Regions from separate parts of the Homo sapiens genome. Here region 1 is linked to region 2. A link is an interaction called in ENCODE POLR2A ChIA-PET data of the cell type or tissue named here. Cell type or tissue: K562. All regions are shown on one strand. Region 1 overlaps RPGRIP1 (RPGR interacting protein 1). Region 2 overlaps HNRNPC (heterogeneous nuclear ribonucleoprotein C).

The links. Peaks named below come from ENCODE experiments on the same cell type or tissue, not always from the same donor. Only the 100,000 strongest peaks of a DNase experiment are listed, where the experiment ranks them.
Region 1: POLR2A ChIA-PET joins it to region 2 with 7 read pairs; 19 of 35 experiments call an interaction of 5 or more read pairs at or near these places.

The regions. Positions count from the first base shown.
Region 1 is chr14:21,318,681-21,321,180 of GRCh38, forward strand. RPGRIP1 (RPGR interacting protein 1) reads left to right here. Exons shown (of 25, transcript NM_020366.4): 12 at 1,337-1,497. Among named protein-coding and RNA genes, the nearest start is that of RPGRIP1, 40 kb to the left of the region's middle. In K562, no CTCF peak of the experiment used is centred here; a DNase peak (open chromatin) is centred at 1,451; H3K4me3 peaks cover 582 bases.
Region 2 is chr14:21,263,683-21,266,182 of GRCh38, forward strand. All of the region lies in intron 1 of HNRNPC (heterogeneous nuclear ribonucleoprotein C), which reads right to left. Among named protein-coding and RNA genes, the nearest start is that of HNRNPC, 4.5 kb to the right of the region's middle. In K562, no CTCF peak of the experiment used is centred here; no DNase peak of the experiment used is centred here; H3K4me3 peaks cover 1,465 bases.

The DNA of each region.
Region 1 (2,500 bases), 55 kb after region 2:
TTGGCCAGGCTGGTCTGAAACTAACCTCAAGTGATCCACCCGCCTCAGCCTCCCAAAGTGCTGGGATTACAGGTGAAAGCCACTACACCTGGCTGAAAGTATTGAAAGTGAATTTCTTTGTCTTTTATCCTTCTCATCATTTTAGAGGTAACTGGAATACTTTTTTTTTTTTTTGCCATCCAATTCTTGAAATTGAGTAGCAAATTACTATTCTTGGTTACCACTGCCAGTTCACCCCCGTCTTAACTCTTGGATCTCAGGAGATAGGTATTTGGAACATTTTTAAATACTGTCAAAAAGACCTTCATCTTACTACTTTTTCCTAGCCTGGACCTTAATATTTAGTTTTATCAAATTTATATCTCATCAAGTTTTAGTGTATTCAAATAGGGAACGGAAGGAAAAGAAATGTGTGAAATCAAGAAAAATAGAGGCAAGAACCATGTTTAGGAGCACATGCCAATTAGTATGTTTGAAGCACAAATGAAGTCTTGTAAGGACCTTCAGGGCAATCTAATTTAATCCCTTCTCTAATGCATGATGGAAATGATCTGCTCACTAAACACCGATTACCTTTATTCCCTGAAAAACACACACACAGCCTGGTGTGGTGGCTCATGCCTGTAATCCCAGCACATTGGGAGGCCGAGGCCAGCAGATCACATGAGGCCAGGAGTTTCAGACCAGCCTGGCCAACATGGTGAAACCCCATCTTTACTAAAAACACGAAAATTAGCCAGTCGTAGTGTCGTGCGCCTGTAATACCAGCTACTCAGGAGGCTGAGGCACAAGAATCGTTGAACCCTGGAGGCATAGGTTGCAGGGAGCCAAGATCGCACCACTGCACTCCATCCTGAGTGATGGAGTAAGACTGTCTAAAGAGAAAAACACACACACACACATTGGAACACAGAAATGCCCATCCTCCATCCAGGCCAGGGTGGGTGTGAAGATGGGTGCCACAGAGAGCTAGTAACCTAGAAGTCAGAATGGAGTGGGGGTGGAGTTGGTGAGATACTGGTTTCGATGCTGCTGTCAAAAAGTTTGGATTACCCTAGTCAAGTGATTCCCTTTCTGTTTTGTGTTGTTATTGTTATTCCACTTTCCACTCTACCATTCTGCAGGTGTCTTTTGTTTTCGGAGTGCAAGTAGTATCACCTCAGTTTACTGAGTCAATAAGCTAGAGTCCTCCTCTGTAGAAATAATAGAGAATTGCTTCTCAAATTTATAACATTAATTAAACCTTAGTGGGAAGATTAAATTCACACTTGATCCAACTCTGACCATGGTGATAAATAACTACAGAATTTCACATTTCTGGATTATTTTTCCCCAGCCCAAAATGAGGATCTGAAGCTTGAAGTCACCAACATACTTCAGAAGCATAAACAGGAAGTAGAGCTCCTCCAAAATGCAGCCACAATTTCCCAACCTCCTGACAGGCAATCTGAACCAGCCACTCACCCAGCTGTATTGCAAGAGAACACTCAGATCGAGGTAAGAGCCTCTTTAAACAAACTAGTCCACTCTGCAGAGAGATCTCTGGCAAATATCTCTAGGGAAGATGATGAGATTAGAAAACTAACTAAATAATATTTTGTCCTGACTGAGGACACTCTTTTTTTTTTTGAGACAGAGTCTCGCTGTCGCCCAGGCTGGAGTGCAGTGGCGCGATCTCGGCTCACTGCAGGCTCCGCCCCCTGGGGTTCACGCCGTTCTCCTGCCTCAGCCTTCCGAGTAGCTGGGACTACAGGCACCCGCCACCTCGCCCGGTTAATTTTTTTGTATTTTTAGTAGAGACGGGGTTTCACCGTGTTAGCCAGGATGGTCTCGATCTCCTGACCTCGTGATCCGCCCACCTCGGCCTCCCAAAGTGCTGGGATTACAGGCGTAAGCCACCGCGCCCGGCCCACTCTTTTTTTTTTTTTTTTTTTTTGAGATGGAGTTTTGCTCTTGTTTCCCAGGCTGGAGTGCAATGGCGCGATCTCGGCTCACTACAGTCTTTGCCTCCCAGGTTTAAGCAATTCTCCTTCCTCAGCCTCCCGAGTAGCTGGGATTACAGGTGCTTGCCACCACAGCCGGCTAATTTTTTGTATTTTTAGTAGAGACAGGGTTTCGCCATTTTGGCCAGGCTGGTCTCGAACTCCTGACCTCTGGTGATCCGCCCAACTCAGCCTCCCAAAGTGCTGGGATTACAGGCACGTGCCACTGTGCCCTGCTTGAGGACACTTTTTGGAAAACTGTGAGAAGGCAGAGCGTAGAGAACTTCATGAGCTCCACCCATTTCTTCCACTCTTTGCAGCTCATAAAATTTAGAATCTTTTTCAGATGAGGACTTGAAAAGATCTGTGGAAGAGCAAACAGCCATTAGTGGCTGTATCATCTCCCTTCACTGCTGCTACTGAACATGAGAACTAGGGGAAAGAGCACTTGTGAAGTCATACAGGTCCTTGTTTACATTTTGGAGTAGTTTCTGCTGCTGGCATTTTACTACTACCAA
Region 2 (2,500 bases):
GTGCACACCAAGTTGCATCATTATGTTTAAAATGTCTTTATAAAATCAGTTTTGGAATGGAATGTGTGTGTTCTGGAAGGGTGGGGAAGGGAGGTTAAAAATCAAAGCTGAGCTCCAGTGAGTAGGGATGGGGTTCGCCTTGCTGCCCTGTGAAAGGAGAAGGGACAGATTGAGTCAGAGTTCCTCAGAAATGTTGTGCCCTAAACCCCCAAGACAGAAACATCTGTCTACTGCAGCTAACACATTTTGGTAAAGCATTAACATTCCACTGGGATGGGATAGCCTCCATAGAATCACCTCTACCAGTGACTGTCTTCACAATTCTTCAACATCAATAGATGACTAAAATTAACTAAATTCATGTCAATATGCCCTTGAGGGTCTCAAAAAGAGTATATCCCAAATGTTCATCTTGATAATGAGCAGTTTGGGCAAAGAAAATACAGAAAAACCGGGCCAACAAATAGAGATGAAATAGTGAGCAAATGTCAAATACTGAGATTATAAAACCTAAGCAGATTCATGGGTTTTAAACTTAAAAAAGTCCGTGGAGTTTTTGCTATGAGTAATAGACTGAAGGTGAATGGCCTACCATGAAGATCTATACTAGAGATGACTCATCTATTCTCAAAACCAGTGAGTGATCAAACCACAAGACCTAATAGGTTCTACTGTTAGGGGAAAAGATGTTTTAAATAAGGAGCACATTATTCCACTCACTGACAAAACGAAAATACAGATGGAATTAAAAAAATACTGAATATTTAAGGTCATAAAATAGGTGAAAAAAATTAAGGTCCTTATGTTAATACTTTTGTTTCTGTAGTCCACTATTTACTATGTAGCGTGTAAAGCTAATTTCAAGTTATGGATTCTAAAAATCTGGTACATAATACCACACTAAAATAATTTCCATGACAAACTGGTTGTTTCATCAGCTAAAATAGGAACTGCAATTAGACTGTAGTTCCTTGTGCAAACAATGAACTAGCTGCACTCACTGTTCAATTTAGCCATGAGGTCTTATTCTCCTTTGTAAATTTGAGGAAATTAAAATATTTTAAGGCCAAGTGTGGTGGCTCACACCTGTAATCCCAACACTTTGGGAGGCCAGGGTAGAGCACGGCTTGAGCTCAGTAGTTTGAGACCAGCCTGGGAAACATGACGAGACTTTATTAAAAACAAAAAACATTAGCAGGGTGTGGTAGCCTGAAATCCCAGCTACTTAGCAGTCTGAGGAGCGAGGATCACTTGAGCCCAGGAGTTCGAGGCTGCAGTGAGCTCTGATCACGCCACTGCACTTCAGCCAGGCCAGAGAGAGACCCTGTCTCAAAAAAAAAATTTTTAATTGAGCTTTTAGAAGTGTTCCTTGAGCCAACTATACATGAATGACTACAGCAGCAACAAGTACCATACATTTTTAAAAAGAACAGTGTAGGAATGACAGTTAATTTTTACATTTGATGTGTGAAAACTGTATGAATGTACAAATTGCGGAAAAAGTTTGTGAAGAATTGTAAGAAATATACATCTGAATGTTCTTTTCCTGTTTATGAAATACAGTTATGGTGAAACATTTCATTTTCTTATTTGGAGCCACAGCCCAAACCTGGTAATCAATTTTCAAGATACATAACTTTATAGCTCAACCACAACCAAGTCCTTTGTACAGGTGCCACAAGACATAAGCTTAAAAATAAAGAAAAATGTGAAAAGAAACCAATTCTATCTTTCAATATCAAAAAGCTCAGTATCTCCCAAGATGTTATTTATGTTAAACTGAAGAGCTACCACTCATAAAAAGACCAACTTTAGCACCATTTTCAATCAAGAATATTCCTTGAGGCCAGGCGGCGTGGCTCACACCTGTAATCCCAGCACTCTGGGAGGCTTGGGGCGGGTGGATCACCTGAGCTCAGGAATTCAAGGCCAGCCTGGCAACATGGCGAAACCCTGCCTCTACCAAAAATACAAAAAATTAGCAGCACTACTCAGCAGGCTGAGGGCACCCCTTGAGCCCGGGAGGCAGAGGGTGCAGTGAGCTGAGATGACACTACTGCACTCTAATCTGGGTGACAGTGTGAGGCTCTCAAAGAAAAAAAGTATCCTTACCTAAAGCTCAGAGATAGTTTTAGAAAAAAAGTATCTCTAGGTTATTCTTTGTCAAAACCTGCCTGAGGTTTGGATCCCTTCTTCTAAAGGGGCACCTCTCAGAATGAGTGATGCATGAGCATCATCACCTGGAACTTACTAGAAGTGCAAACTCTCAGGGCCCACCCCAGACTTACTTAATTAGAAACCCTTGTGGTAGAGATCATAGCAATCTGTTTTAACTAGCCCTATTGATTCTGGTGTTGGCTAACGTTTGAGAACCACTGTGAAGATTTTAAATTGGGAATCTCTCTATTCCCCAGTTTAGAATCAATTATTATCATTTTTTTGAGATGGGGTCTCACTCTGTCGCCCAGGCTGGAGTGCAGTGGTGCGATGGCTCACTGCA